2 separate regions of the Homo sapiens genome follow, and region 2 is linked to region 1. The links are chromatin loops, found by intact Hi-C in ENCODE. Cell type or tissue: endothelial cell of umbilical vein. All regions are shown on one strand. Each heading gives the region's core, and the rest is flanking DNA. Links, peaks and the distances in the headings are about the cores only.

Region 1 (8,395 bases), core at 111-8,110:
GGAGCATCATTGAGAAAGAAAGTAATTGAACACATTTTTAAAATAACAATGACTTGAAAATTCTGCAATCTGATGAAATAAGAGATTCGTAGAAGCCATGGGAAATTTCAGGAGGTGAGGAGGGAACATAGCTGTCTGTTAAGAACATCTTAGAGGCAAAGATGAGAAATTACTACCTTGGCAGTGGTTGAAACAGACACATTTGAGGAAGCAGTTTTGATTTTTAAAAATCAGCTGAAATATAGCCATGAGAATCAGAACCTGTGCCACATTCAGCGAGGCAGTACTGTGAGGCATTCTAAGTTCTGGGAGTTGTTAGAAAATGTTGTTCTGTTTGCGACATTGTGATAGCTGTGGGATATCTAGCCCTATTCACTGCATATTTCACAGTCTATTTCACATTTACTACATTTTCACTAACAAAGTTTCACCAACTGTGTTTCCATAAAACGTTTTTAAAAGACTTGAAAGTTTCTTATCACTGAGAGCATCTTTTTTTCAGTAAGATTATTTCTAATGATGCAGGACGAAAAATATGCTGAGTTAACATTTAAGAGTTGACTAGAATAGTCATCTGTGGAATTTCCAAAAAAATATTTAGTCAGAGCAGTGCATTTTGGTGCATTTTATTTCTATTATGCATATAAAAGAATAATTATAATTTTAGCATTTCTAAACATCTTCATAGTCATTATGTAATTTGACCCTTTCTAAGGAAAACACTAATTGTAGTTATTTGTTACGCACATTCTCTGTTCTGAGCTGAAAACGAGGTTGGCATAGTGTCATGGGCAATAATTAATAGGTAAGTATGGGGGATACCTGTTGTGTCTTTTAGAGATTTAATATCACTTTTTTAAAAACAACATTGCATTGTAAAATTAATATTTTATAATTATTATGTACTTTTATATATCATATAAAATTTTATTTCTGCTTTAAATATAGATGGGATCATTTGATCAGTTGTGAAGCACTGAGAAAAATATAAACATAAAATGTTTTACAAGAAAATGGAGAAAGGAGACACAATTTTATTTTGCTTAAGAAGAATGAGTCAGACAAATTGGAAACCTTGACATTGCACAAAGTAGGTAGCATCATAAGAATCAACTGAATTGAGAAGCAGAACAATTTACTATGAAATATAACACAGGCTCTCTTGTGCGCTCACTTTCTCTCTCTTTCTTTTCAAATTTTCTTTTTTTCTTTACATAAGTTTTTAAGGAAGTTCTTTCCTAGCTCTATACTGGGACTGTTTTGCTAGTCATTTAATATTTAAAAACAACTTAAGTCCAAGAAATTAGAAATAGTGATGGCTTTAAATGCAAGTATCTGTAAATCTTACAAAGTACATGTGGATGCAGCAGGCACAAACCAAAGAAGCTATGGATTTGTTTGTACTTATACGCATGATTGTAAATGTGTTGCAGGAAGTAACAAAACATTCTTTTTTAAATTATATACCCCATTTAACAGCCTCGATCTTGCTTTGATTATGAAATATCTTAACTCCCTGGGTAATACAGGGATGAAATCTTACCTGCAGCGTTCCCACATTAGCAAATAGACCACCTGGAAAGTGGACTCAGTTTGTGTTAAGGTCAGTAGAGGAGCCAAGCCAATAACCATGCTGACATTCCAGGGGACAGAGCAGGGAGGGGAGTTAGACCACGGGAAAGGGGCTGGTTAAGAAATGTGAAAATATTGAATTAACTCTTGGATTTTATTCTTCTCTGATAAGTTTAACAAGAAAAGCAAGTTTTAGAATGTAACCAACTCAACTTGATAGAGAAATCCTAGAACTTGGTAAAAATCTCATTGGGAACATGTTGCACAGAAAAGTAATGTGAAAATCTAAGACAAAGGCTATGTGTGAGAGGGAGTCAGAGAGAAGGGAAAAGAGTACAGCACACTGGTAGATACATAATTCTTGTCACATTCTGGTACTTAGGTCTGGGTGGTGTACCTTTGGATATTCATTTTATTAGTGTACTTCATAATTCACATATCAGTGATATGCATGTGTAGACACACAAATTCTTTTGCTTGTGACAATTATTGCATTTTAAAAGATAATGTGAAAAAAAACCAAAGTCAATTATCACTTGGAGAGAGTATCATATATGTTCCCTAAAGATCTAATAACTTAACTTATTTCTAGGGGAAAAAAGATCAAACTTGCCACAATTGTTAATATTTTATTGTTTCTATTAATAACAAAGTTCTGTGTTGTGTTTTTGCTTTTTGCCTTTTTCATTCATATTTATTCTGCATTCTTACTAGCTTTGAATAGCTATTTGCATCTTGCTGCTTTCTTCCATCACTCCTCACCTCAGTCCACTAAGCCCTTTGCTCTTTTTTCCTGGCCTGCAGAACTGTATGGTCTTCCCTGCCTTTGTAAACACTGCTTTATAAACACTACTGTCTGTCCTTGTTGCTAAACGGAGAACACAACTTACATCCTGTCTTTCCCTCCCTCCCCATCAATGTACCTTCTTTGTGGTTCTCTAAGTCTTTGTCTCTGTAATGCTCCATCCTGTTCTTTTTTCACTTATTCTCTAAATGACCATAGAGCACATTTTGACCTTTTTTATGTTTTCCTTCTGCACAGATAAGTTGTTTTGCCTTCGGTCTTGAGAGAATGAAAGCTCATGGGCTGTCTCTACCCTGGCCTGGAAGTCAGATACTTTTCTTTCTTTTTTGTCTACATATTATTGATTGTCAATGGTTGCTTTTCAATTTGTTCTATATTCCTTTTTGCCTCTGCCACCAGCATTCTCCAGGACTGTTCCTTAAACTGTGCTAAATATTGTGTACATCCTCTTGTTAAAAGTCAGCCTATCTATACCCTTCCTTTCTCTCTCTCATACACATATTATCCTAGAGTGTCCAAATGATAGGAAAGTCCTTTCAGGTATTATTTGTTGCACTTACATGTGTCTTCTTTGAAGATTGTGTCTGCCCTGCAACTGGAATGGTCAGATGACTCATGAGGATTTCTCTGAGCCTGGGACATGCTTTTGTAGTCTACAAAGGTGGACCATGTGGCTTTTTATCTTCATTGGGAGATACAATAGAATGCATATATCTTAAACACGAGCACAGATGCTTTTTCAATGTTTTCAAATGTACTAAACAACTAGGAGATCTCAGAAGGTGTCAAGTAACCACTTGCTCTTTAATGAAAATGAATACTTAACACGATGGCAGTGTGAAAATGCCTTTATCACCTACTAAAAATCTCTTCATCTGCTTGATCTGTGAACTATACCTGAGAAGGATTTCTGTTATCATCTTCAGGAAGACAGTCTTATTTTCTGTGTCCTTGCCTGAATAAGTCGGTTATTGTCATAAAACACTGTTCCCACGACTTCAGTGGGATGGGGATATATCCCCCACCCCTCATTGAAGGAATCTCCAAGTCATGGGGCAAAGGGCAAGAATATGGGAAGGAATGAAGGATTGGAAACAAACATGCAATTATTTTACTGTTATTGTCTTCAATCCAAGTAGGGCTTAACACTAATTATTTCAGACATGAAATTCTATATTCTTACTTAAATATTTCCCAGAAAGGTACTTATAATATTTTCTTTATTTTGAGAAAAATCTTTAAGAAAGGGGTTAATTAAAGTTTATGTTTACAGGAAACACAGTAGTTAGCAGGAAATGTCGGTTAACCAAGTAATTAATGGCTACCTGTGGTATACAAGCCACTGGGTAGGATCTATAGGAAATGCCGAGTATAAGATAAGGTCTCCATCCATAGGAAACAGCCACCTGTTACAGGACATCCAGCAGGTGCGGATGAAATTTCACATGAGTATAGTAAGTCACCCCTAGCTGTAGCCAAAGCTGCAGAGCAGATGCCCAAATGTCACAGCGTGTACTTTTGTTAGACAAAAAGGCTCCCACCAAAAGGCTTTTGAATATTTTGTAAAGGATTTAGAGATCAGCTCTGAAAAATTAGTCCACTCCAGGAATGGAGAACTCTGATACTCTCATTTTACCTCACAATTGCCTTCACTGGGAATAAAGAGGACCCTCCTATAACCCTTAAACAGGTCCTAGACAGGTTAATAAACAATGCCCTCATGATCAGAGTTAAAATCATTTATAAACTTCTCTGTTGGACTAGCTTGAGATTTGGGATGGTGATTTCTATTTCTTGCCTTATGTGAGGTTTAGTTTCTAGAGTCTGACAAACATAGAATGTTGGGATTGCTGTTGTCTAACTAGCAGTGAAAAAAAAAAAACAAAATTCAACTATATATCTAAGTTTTTTAGAGAATGGCAGCAGCACTAAAATCTAGGATTTTTTAGACCAACTAGACTACACTGGAATACTATTGGAATCAAACAAATGTACTTTTCTAAGTAGCCGTAAATTATACCTAAATTAGAGCTTTAAATAGTACTTTTTTAAGGCCTAGAAATAATTAAAATTGTTAGGGATAGTTGCTACTCTCTTTTCTTTCCTTGAAGAGCTACATCTTTCGTGAGTCCCAATTTTGTTTATGAACAGAGACCTCACTGGAGAAAAGAAAACCTCAGCAAGTGGAGAAAACATATTAATCAGAAGTTACTTTAAGTTAATTTTTAAAGAGAGAATGAAACCTTTCAATTTGTTTTATTGTATTAAGGAAAGAAAAACACCCAAACATAATAGTCAATTCCCTAACCAATAATAAAACAAATTTATGGACCTGCATACAGTTCTAAGATAGACATTCAATACATACTTGATGAATTAATAAGAAAAACTTGACCATTAGTAGAGAAGAGGAAATGATATATAAGCAATGAGTAATGAAATAGATTAGTAAATCTGATATAACTTGATCTTATTCACTCAGGCCTGCATTCTTCATTTTTAGGGTATGTAGCAATTCCTCACAATGTTTTAGAAACCATTGTGTTAAAACTGGAAGGTTATTAGAGATTACAACTCATACACTTTAAGGGATGGAACGCTTGATTAATGTTCTTTTATGTGAATTTCAAAGTTCTTAGCTGTGTTACTGCAGACTATAAATGACTAATGTCTCTGGATTTTAGAACCCTAAGAAAGCTGGAAATAATTTCATCTAAACTTCTCCTTTTTTAGATGCAAAGTCAAAGCCTAGAAAGGCTTGAGTTTCACAAGTTACATTTCTAGCTGGTTACACACTAGGGCTTAGTGCAGTATTCTTCCTGCAGGAAAATATCAAAACCTATGTTTGACCACTGTTATATCTGCCTTCTCTTGCTCCATATGCTGTCTACAAAATTCATTCATGTTGACATGTGTGTCAGTGGTTTCTTTTAATTGCTCAGTAATATTCTATTGTATAAATACACCATGACCTATTCATCCATTTTCCTTCTGATATGAATTTGAATTATCACCAGCCTTTGGCTGTTGTGAATATAGCTTTTATGAACACTCATATTCAAATATTTCTATGGGAATATGTTGGTATTTTTCCTGGCCAAATATCTAGGGGTGGAATTTCTGGGTCAATTGCTGGATAAGTGTATCCTGATACTTAAAAGAATTTGCTAACAGTTCCCAAAATAGCAAAGCAATGACTATAAAGTTTTCAAAGAATGAGTGTAAACTGAGATTTACGTACCCAGCCACAAAATACAGATCATGTATAAAATCCGAAGACAAACTTTTAAAAACATGCAATGAATATACATTTCCTCAGTTCCTTAAAAAGTGGAAGAGAACAAGCTTTAGCTTTCCAAGGTAAAAGGCATGGGTGTGATCATTAAATCCATTTAACTTTAGGATTTGAAATAAAAATAGTAATTTTTTATTGTAGACCAGAATGTAAATGTCTTCATCCCCCACCATATAGAAATGATTATAATCATAATTTTTGGCAAAGAAGGGAGCGGTAAGGGCAGATTTTGTAAACAGGCTGATCTCTCGTAGCCAAGGGATCCAAAGACATTTAAAATGGAAAAGCAAGAAATAAAGCTGTGAAATGTAAAGATAAACACTAAAAAAGCATAATTAACTTAAATTTAGGTAGTAGAGGCGAAGGAGTGAGGAGGGTTAAAATGGACATGTCTTAAATTCACCTCTAGCTCATAATAGGGAGTCAGTATACGTACTTTAAAAAAGAGAGGATTCAGTTTATTGGACAAAGTTAATCATTAGGAAAAAATACACACTAAAATATTTTTGACATAACAAAAACAGAAGTCATAACATAAAATATGGTGATGGAACTAAAAGCAAACATTTCTGTCATGTCAATAAAGGTCTGAATTTTCCTATGAAAAGAAACAGACTCCTATTGAGCCACAAAGCCAATTCTAACTACACACTGTCGTCAAGAGAAACACACTTAGAACAAAACACCTATACCCAGAGAGAACCATACTCAGTAATGAGGTGCCAAATGAATTCAGTTTATTTCCCATACCTTCCCAATCTGAATGAAGTGAGGGAAGGGGCAAAGCTAGACTATAATTAGCTGGGTAGAGGAGACTTAATGAGCTGTACTCTGTAAGTAAATCTACTGATGCTTGTGTTCTATTTGTTTTCTGCTAAAGATCTTTTTGGAAATTTAGACCTCCCTTTTGCTGACAATAGGGCCAGCCTGTCTGTGTGCCAAGCCCTGTCTGCCCTGCATTCTCCCTCCCCAGGCCTCTGAGCTGCCTCTAGATTAAAGAGACACAGGATGCTTATGGCTGACTGAGAAAAATAAGACTAGTGGTGATCTGATACAACAACAGTCAATTTCCCCCTTCTCCAGAGCAGCAGCTGTGCTCCATTTGTCTTAGCCCTTTCCCAGGGGGCTGCCTGTGTTCTTGTTTATAAGAGGAGGGTTGGGCAGGGTGAGTGGAGTAGACTAGAAACAGAAGTGGTTCAACTTGGCCTTTCATGGAAGGGCATGATTAAAAGAACAGTTGCATGAATATGAATAAAATATATGGCGTTTAATTTGTCTGATTGCATCTTTCATTAAACACATGATAAGCTCCAGCAGAAAGTTCTACCTCCAGGGCAGTATTACTGATATGACTCTGCATTTATCTTAGTATTACTATGGGGAACACTTATGTTTTACAGCCTCATGGTGGTTAGATTTATTCTCAGCTACTGATATTAGAAGAGTGATGACACATTCAGTGGTATTCAAGGACACTGCAAGCAGGAAGGGGTGCTTTACTGCAAACACATTTTAGATATTTGGATTATCCTTGAAATGCAGAGCATAAGGCAATAAAATGCAAAACACTCATCCCTCCTCTGCGCTCATTTTAAATATTCCATGGCCAGGAAAAGAGCCGCACAAGATTCAGTGTGGAGTCTCTACTTTCCCAAGGTGAACATTTTTTCTAAGGAGACTTATGGGCTTTGAAAAGAATGAACCATCTGAAATAAAAAATGCCCTAGGGAAATAATGAAGAATGAATGTTAAAATAAAAATGGTCTCAGTTTCTTCCTCCTATTGCATAGAGATAGAATTCTATGAGACTTGGTGTCTGCACATTATAAATTATTACACAAAGACACATGCATATGCACATGCAGATTAGAATTATTTTTTTCAGATTCCTGGTCTGTCTCATCTCCTAACACAGACATATATGTGAAATCAAGTAACCATTTAATTTTTAAAATTCAAGAATTACCTATTACTTTTGTGGATGGCAATAATTAAATTTTCGCAGAATTCTTGCCATCCACTTTTCTGAGTTTCACTTTTATCTCCTTCCTGTTCTATTAACAGAGTATGCTTTAAAAATTTACATGTGTGGAATAACGTCAGGGAACAACAGAATGAAAATTTATGAATCTCTCCCAACCCTCTTGAGGGAGCTATGACTACCTTTCAGATAGACTACATTTCAGGACCAGATCTCAGGCAAACACTGAACTTCACTCTGCTGACAATTCGAAATCTTATTGTGGGTGACTTATGGCCCAGGATCTTATTATATTCAGAAGATGTCACAGGCAAGAGTGTCAGTCCTGCTACAGGCAGATTATCTGCCAGGTACCAATCCCTACAGAAGGCCAATCCCATGACCCTGAGGCCCATCGGAAGCAAGATTCATTGTAGGTGTTGAGTAATGGGCAAATTGGCACCCTTTCTTGATAGTGGCTAGGGCAGGCTCCTAAGCTATAGGACACTTGCCTTAATTCCACTGCCTGCTGGGGCCCAAGGAAGCCCACAGATCAAGAATGGTCTCTTTCCTATTTACTCTGGCCTAATTCTCATGTCTTCTGTTCACATTCTTTTTTTTTTTTTGAGACAGAATCTCTCTCTGTTGCCCAGGCTGGAGTGCAGTAGCACAATTTCGGCTTGCCACAACCTCCACCACCTGGGTTCAAGAGATTCTCATGCCTCAGTCTCCCGAGTAGCTGGGACTACAGGCGTGTGCCACC
Region 2 (8,395 bases), core at 216-8,215, 93 kb before region 1:
ACCAGTCAGAATGGTTATTATTACAAGTCAAAAAATAACAGATGCTGGCAAGGTTGAAGAGAAAAGGGAACACTTACACACTCCTGGTGGGAATGTAAATTAGTTCATCCACTGTGGAAAGCAGTTTGGAGATTTCTCAAAGAACTTACAACTACCATTCAATCCAGCAATCCCATTACTGGGTGTATACCCAAAGGAATATAAATCATTCTACCACAAAGACACATGCACACATATGTTATTGCAGCACTATTCACAATAGCAAAGATATGGAATCAACCTAAATTCCCATCAATGGTAGACTGAATAAAGAAAACATGGTATATATACACCATGGAATGCTATGCAGTCATTAAAAATATGAGATCATGTCCTTCACAGCAACATGAATGAAGCTGGAGGCTGTTATCCTAAGCAAACTAACACAGGAACAGAAAATGAAATAGTGCACGTTCTCACTTATAAGTGGGAGCTAAACATTGTGTACACATGGACACAAAGAAGAGGGTAATCAACACTGGGGCCTACTTCAGGGTGAAGGGAGGGAGGAGGGTAAGGATTGAAAAACTATGAATTGCGTACTATGCTTATTACCTTGATGATGAAACAATCTATACATCAAACCGCTGCAAAATGCAATTTACCTGTATAACAAACCTGCACATGTACCCCTGAACCTAAAATAAAATTAATTTAAAAAAGACAAGATTGTCAGTGTGGATCAGAAAACAAGACCCAACTCTATGTTGTTTACGAGAAATCCACTTTAAATATAAAGACATATATGGATTAAAAGTAAATGAATAAAGAGATGTCATACTAACACTAATCAAAAGAAGAAAACAGGAGTAGTTATATTAATTTCAGACAGAGAAGACTTATGAGCAAGGAAATTATCAGAGATAAAAAAGGGCATTACATAATAATAAGTGGTCAGTTTTCCAAGAAGACAACACTCCTTAAAGTGTATATACCTAACAACAGACTGTCAAAATATGTGAGGCAAAAACTGATAGAATTGCAGGGAAAAATAGATGAATGCACTCTTATAGTTGGAAATTTTAACACTCCTCTATCAGAAATGGACAGACCCAGGAGTCAGAAAAATCCCTAAGGACATAGTTGAAATCAACAGCATCATGAATCTGCTGGACATCTATAAACTCCTTAATATATCAACAGCAGAATACACATTCTTCTCAAGCTTACATGGAACATCCACCAAGATAGTCCATATTCTGGGTCATGAAACATACCTTAAGAAATTTAAAAGAATAGAAATTATATAATGTATTATCTCAGGCTACAGTAAAATATATACTAGAAATCAATAACAGAAAGATAAGGAAAATTGCAAAGTATTTGGAGGGTAAACAAAACACTCCTAAATAACACATAGACCAAAGAAGAATAGAAATTTAAAAATACTTTTAACTAAATTGAAATGAAAATACAATTTATCAAAATTTGTGGGATGTAGCATTGAGTGCAGATATTACAAAAGGAGAAGAATCTAGAGATAATAATATAAGCCTCTGCCTTAGGAAGCGAGAAAGAACAAATTACACCAATGTAAACAGAAGAAAATATGTGATTAAAAAATAGAGCAGAAATCAATGAAATTGAAAACAGTAAATCAATCGACCAAATCAACAAAACTAAAAGCTGGCTTTGGGAAAGATATACGAAATGAATAAGCCCCTAACCAAGCTAAGAAAAAGAGAGGCTGTGTTATGTTAACTTTCATATCTAAGTGTATGATACATTTCAAAGCAATTTAGTATATATGCTAAGGTAGGGTTCAAGGTTAGTTTTCTCTATACAGATATTCCAGTTTATTCAGTATACTTACTGAAAAGACTATCATTTCCTCCACTGAATTTCGCTGTTGTCTTTGTCATAAATCAAAAGGTTCTATATGTTTGGATCTGTTTCTGGACTCTACTCTGTTCCATGGACCCATTTGTCTATTGTTGCACCTACATTCTGTCCTGGTTACTGTAGCTTTATGGCACCTGGCACAATATCTGGTACTATAAGTATCCAACTTTGTTATTCCTTAAGATTATTATAGTTATTCTACTTCATTTGTATTATATATTTTAGAATCAGCTAGCCAGGTTTTACAAAAACAGCTTCTTATAAATTTATTAATTAAAATATTAATAAACTAAAAAAAAATTAAAAATTTATTAAGCAGATGATTTTCTATGAGACAAGGGACAGAATGTTTCAGGTGTGAAAGTAATCATTTACATATTTTGTCATTCACTCTGCAAGCATTATTGAACAGCAATGATTGATGCAAGAATAGTTGAAGGAATTACTTTTCCCAGCCCCTAGCAAGAGAGAAAAATAAAACAAAAATTCTATTGTTCAGGATCTGATATAGTAATTTGACTTGTATCTTTTTAGTAAGTAGAGGAAATACAGCCCAGTCCTTTTTCAATTGTACAACAATTTTACACTTGCAAGATAAAATAGCACTGGACTTTTATTTTGCCTAATGGGACCTCAATCTCTAGGTTAAACTTCAAAAGCACCAATTTCAAAATGTCTAAGACATATTGAAGTATAATTTCATGCTTTAGTAATGTTCAAAAATTTCTAACTTGTCTTAACCCAATATTTTTTATAATAAAACAAAAATAAACCATTTACTTAAAATTTTCAATAATTCTAATATTTTGACCCTGAAATCATGTTGAAAATAGTTCCCAAGGCTAGAAAAGGAAATTTTATTTTAAAAAATTATCTTCGTTGACCCTCTTTTGACCAAGAGTTGTCGATTTGGGGGAAGGATAGGAGACAAATATGTTTCTGAACCACGTAAGACCGATGAGCTCCCCAGCGTGTTTCTTTCTGCATTCTGCATCTTCTCCATCCTTCTATGCATTTAATTTTGTGTTTCATCTGTTGCCTCATAGCCCTTCCTGCTGCTTCTCTTACTAGAATACTTTCTGCCACACATGGAGGAAATATTTTCCCTTAAGAACCTACCCTTCCTGGGTGCCGTGGCTCATGCCTGTAATCACAGCACTTTGGGGGGCCAAGGCCAGCAGATTGCTTGAGCCCAAGAGTTAGAGACCAGCCTAGGCAACATAGTGAGAACCCATCTCTAACAAGAAAAAGGTACGCCAGGCATGGTGGGGTCTCTGCCTGTAGTCCCAGCTACTCAGAAGGCTGAGGTGGGAGGACGGCTTGAGCCCAGGAAGCCAAGGTTGCATTCCACTTCATGCCAGCCTGGATGACAGAGAGAAACCCTGGATGACAGAGCAAAACCCTTCACACTAGCCTGGGTGACAAAGCAAAACAAACAAACAAACAAACAAACAAACAAACAAACAAAAAAACCCCCTACACTCTCTCCCACCCCACAGAGCCAAGAACTTAGGAAGCCAGTGTCATTGTGTGGGCGGGCTAAGCAATGTGGTTGTCAACAGCGAGAAGTTATGAACTCTTACCAGTATCACAGCAGTATCACAGTCCTATTTATCTAATCTCTGCTTTGTGAGAATGTGGAGGAGGTTGCTGAGGAAATGAGAGGCAGAGTTGGGAATGAGGGAGAGCTGAGGATGGGGAGGAAGAAAGAAAAAGAACAGTGCCCTGCTATCCTGGGCTTAGCTGCATGGCATCTTGAAGTGTGTCTAGCCTGGTTAAAATGCAAGAAATATACTTTTTGAAACCTAGCAGCAAAATAAATAGTGCTGTTTCTCTTAATGTGAAGTGTTAGTGATGTAGAAAAATTATAATTCTCAAAGCCTTCAGACGATAAAATGCAAAAGTCATTCAGTGATCCAAAGACCACACAGCATTAGCAAGTAACCAGATACCTAGTCTTGAAGAATAATAAAGCATCGTAAAATGGCTTGATAAATCAAGTTCTCAAGTTGCTGTGTTTTTCAAAATCCTTAATTGGGTATTAAAACTCAGTTTTACTTTCCTTGAATTGACGCTGAATTTTATCTTCAGGAAATAACCTGGAAGACCATTCTTCTTCATTTCCTCCTTTGAATAGATCAAGTTTCAAATCAGGGAAATGAAAAGAGAAGAAAAAAATGATGTATGAAGTCAAATGGAAGACTGAACTAAAAATAACTCTTCTAAAATACAAAACAATATGCTAAAATCAGCTAGAATGGGCTGAAAAATTAGACAAGGAGCAAAATCAAAGCACGAGTTTCATTGTTATGTTCTTTAAGAATGCAAAGTGCTTCTCAAGCACTGGGTATGAAAATGGGCAGATCTTAGTGCTCTCTAGTTAGAACTCTAAGAATAATGCCTTTTAATAATAATGCCTTGTCATAATATTGCTATACCACAGTATGGTTTTCCCATTTCCCTTAGACATTAAATATAAGGCTCATTTTGGTATACAGTTGGGAATATTATTAAGGCAAAAATGTTAGAAGCAAGTGTTAAACATTTGAACTCAGAAACTGCCTACTGCATGTCAAACATCAGTTTGGGTTACCTCCTTTACAAACAAGGCTGTTTCATGAACACTGAATAAGACAGCAAAGCAAATAGGATAAGGAGAAGAAATGAGGATTTCTTACACATAACAAAAGGGCACATTGCTGAATAAATTAAATGGAACTAAAAAAAGATAAAGATATCAGTGTTTTTAAAGCATAATGCTAAAAGGCATAAGTAAACAGAACAGAGTAATGCTGATTCGATGGGAATTTACATTCCTTACACTAGCTTGTCATTTATATTCAATTTAAAAATGGGTCATCATGTCAGAGCCTGCAATTTATGCCATTAAGGATATTTGAGTACTGACAAAAAAACACTCCTTTTCTCAGGAACTGAGGTCATCTTATACTTTAAAAGGTGTATCATAGTTGTTGTTTTTAAAATGATATATTACAAATGATTTGCCGTTTTAAATAAAAATTGAGGGAATACAATTATTACCAAGTTCTCCCTAACAACTAGTGCTTTAGGACTGCTCAACTAATAGGAAAGAAAAACAAAAACATCACTAGTGGCACTTCACAGAAAGAAAATATAGACATTTTTGTTTTTTAATTCAAATTGCTCTCAAAACCATAACTGCTTCAATGCAAGAATACCTTCTTTTTTTTTTTTTTTTTTTTGCCTCAGTTGCTATCAGATAACCTTTCAGTATTTGGTGCAATGTCTACTTTAGGTAAATGCCTTTTTTTCCCTCCCACACAGGATGTGAGATTCAACTGTTCTCCTTAGTGTGTTCTCTCTGCAATTCCAGACCCCATGAAATAAATCTCTGAAGCTTGCTTGTCTCCCAAACACTGTGTAAACCCACTGAAAACTTAAGTAATGGAGTAAACAGCTTTCTGTGGCTTCCTGCTTTTACTGCTTCAGTATTCAAAATCTTTCCTTTGCCAAGATAAATAACACTAACACAATCATAAATGGAGAAAATTTCATGAACATATTAAAATAATCTCATGTATTATAAATGTTTTATTTCTAAATTCAGCTCAATTTCCCTGATGCTAATTATCCCCGGAATATTTCCGAATTTGTTTTTTAATTCACTTTTTGGAGCAATGGACTATAACTATATTCTAATTGCTTAGAATATTCTGCTTATATATCTCTGATTGTGTGTTTCTAGTTCTTTCAACCTTGATGGTTGTGGTCTTTTTATAATCAGTGCAGTAGAAGGAGACAAAAAATATCTGGACTCTGTATGTACAGAATTTGAAGTACAATTGTTTTTCATAAGAAAGCTTTATAGGTTTTTTGGACCTACTCCACATAAAGAAAATGGGGTTCACGGAAATTTTATTATTTTTCACATGCTTTTAGCAGTATGTGAGTAAATGGTGTTCAGTACCACAAATGTCTTCGAGGAAAGCCTTTACTGAGGATTTCATTTTTTCATCCATTGGCAGATAGTCTACCTCCCTTGGATTTCAACCATTTCACAAATATTTATGGAAAGTTACCAATTTTTCAGTTATTGTTTCAGCTTGTGGGACCATGAGCAAATTAAACAATAATCCAATCCTCAGGGAGCTTACATTCTAGAAGGAGAGATAGATGATAAACAACTAATATGCTACACAGTATCAGCAATGATGAATGCTGGGAAAAAAAAAACAAAATAGGATAAGGAGCTAGATAATGACTACAAAAGGGCTATTTTAGATGGAGTGGTGAAAAAAGGCTTTTTTTTTTTTTTTTTTTAGATACAGGGAGCATATGTACAGGTTTGTTACATGGGTATATTGCACTCAGGTAGTGAGCATAATCCTCAATATGTAGTTTTCAACCCAGGACCCCCTCACTTTCTCCCCCTTCTAGCAGTCTCCAGGGTCTATTCTTCCCATCTTTGTATTGATGGGTGCTCAATGTTTAGTTCCCACTTGATTTTTTTTTTTTTTTGAGGCAGAGTCTCACTATGTCACCCAGGGTGGAGTGCAGTGGCACAATCTCAGCTCACTGCAACCTCCACCTCCTGGGTTCCAGCCATTCTCATGCCTCAGCCTCCCAAGTAGCTAGGATTACAGGCACCCACCACCTAGCCTGGATAATTTTTGTATTTTTTTTTTTTTAAGTAGAGAGAGGGTTTTACCATGTTGGACAGACTGGTCTTCAACTCCTGACCTCAAGCAATCTGCCTGCCTCACCACTTATAATTAATAAGGATTATGATCTCTAGGTCCATCCATGTTGCTGCAAAAGACATGATTTCATTCCTTTTTATGGTTGCGGAGTATATCATGTTGTATATATACCACATTTTTTCATCCAATTCACCACTTATTCCACGTCTGACTCCATGTCTTTGTTATAGTGAATAGCACAGCAATTAACATGAGTGCATGTGTCTTTTTGGTAGAATGATTTATTTTCCTTTGTCTATATACCCAATAATGGGATTGCTGGGTCAAATTGTAGCTCTGAGTTTTTTGAGAAACCTCCAAACTGCTTTCAAAAGTGGCTGAACTAAATTACATTTCCACCAACACTGTATAAGAATTCCTTTTTCTCCACAACTTGGCCAGTATCTGTTATTTTCTGACTTATATAATTTGGTTATCTCATTGTGGCTTTGATTTGCATTCTCTGATGATTAGTGATGATGAGTATTTTTTCATGTTTTTTTGACTGCTTGTATGTCTTCTTTTGACATATCTATTCATGTCCTTAGCCCCCATTTTTAAATGGGGTTGTTTTGTGCTTGTTGATTTAAGTTACTTATAGATTCTGGATATTAGACTTCTCAGATGCCTAGTTTTTTTACTATTTTATGTCATTCTGTGTATTTATGTCTATTTGGCTTCCTGAAGAAGGTGGCATTTGTGCAGTGAGGCCAGTTTATACTTCAATTGATCTGTGGCTCCTTCTGGAATGACTCACTAAATCCTACAGCTCTTATTTGTTAGCTGATGTTCTTGAGCCCTGCTAATGGCCCCTGCACCCTGTAGTTTCAACTGAATAGTGAACATAAACCCTCTATCTTTGCAAGAGTCTATCAGACTGCTTACTAAAAAGGCTTTCTATTACTGAGAAACCCTATCAGGTTTGCCGCACTACAGGTGAATTGAGAAAGCAACATTAGGTTCCATAATAATGATTAATATAAGATTATATGATGATTATGACAGTGATATATAATAAAAGTCACCCTTAAAATAAAGTTTTAAAATCTATGTGTACAATTTGTTCTTGTTTTAGTTATTTTAATGGGCCCTAAAGCTCTACATATTTTCTTGTTATTGTTTCTATAAAAGTAAATATTGATTTCCTCAGAGTTTGTAACATGTTGGTTATTACAAAACAAAGTAGACCATTGCTCATTGCCTGTGATAGATGTAGTAGAAAATGTTAAAGTTGAGTCATTTTAGTACAACCTTATTGCTTTTTAATAAATTTATCTTTCTTTACTGGTTCCTTTGAAAGTACCATTTAGATTGCAGGTATTCTTGTATAGGGTAATGACAGTTTTGGCTGCAAGGATAAACTTCTGGGAGTCATCTAGATGTCAATTGTTCTCATATTTATGAATTTCCTCCAAAGACTTCAGTGAGGTAGTGAAGAAAATCTTAGTTTACAAAGAGGTGAGAGGACAAAAGATAAATATATGGCAAACATGGTGACAATATTTTTGTCTTTTACCTCTCATAATGATGGTATTCAAATTACATTTACTTGATTATTTATTACCTTGACTTTATTTTCTGAGCATGATGGTTGATTCCTCATATTGAATTTTAGTTTTACCTTTTTGCATGACTGTTTATAATATTTAAATAAACTCAACTAATCAATAAAAGCTTTTTCCCTTTAATTATGGTGATTACTTTGAAGAATCAAGTTGTCTCTTTTATAGAAATAGTAATATTAAACCAAATTTGATTATCTATTCTTTGTTATTTTATAAAAGAATGTTTAG

The links. A loop is a pair of places that touch in the nucleus more often than their neighbours do. Peaks named below come from ENCODE experiments on the same cell type or tissue, not always from the same donor. Only the 100,000 strongest peaks of a DNase experiment are listed, where the experiment ranks them.
Region 2: a loop joins it to region 1, with 4 times the contacts of the local background. A loop is called at or near these places in 2 of 110 quality-filtered maps.

The regions. Positions count from the first base shown.
Region 1 is chr14:38,399,313-38,407,707 of GRCh38, forward strand. No RefSeq gene overlaps it. Among named protein-coding and RNA genes, the nearest start is that of CLEC14A, 150 kb to the left of the region's middle. In endothelial cell of umbilical vein, for the core only: no CTCF peak of the experiment used is centred there; DNase peaks (open chromatin) are centred at 4,929 and 6,689; H3K27ac peaks cover 4,002 bases.
Region 2 is chr14:38,306,600-38,314,994 of GRCh38, forward strand. It overlaps LOC112268136 (a long non-coding RNA gene), which reads left to right. Exons shown (of 5, transcript NR_169588.1): 5 at 5,188-5,331. Among named protein-coding and RNA genes, the nearest start is that of CLEC14A, 55 kb to the left of the region's middle. In endothelial cell of umbilical vein, for the core only: no CTCF peak of the experiment used is centred there; DNase peaks (open chromatin) are centred at 4,032 and 5,202; H3K27ac peaks cover 3,195 bases.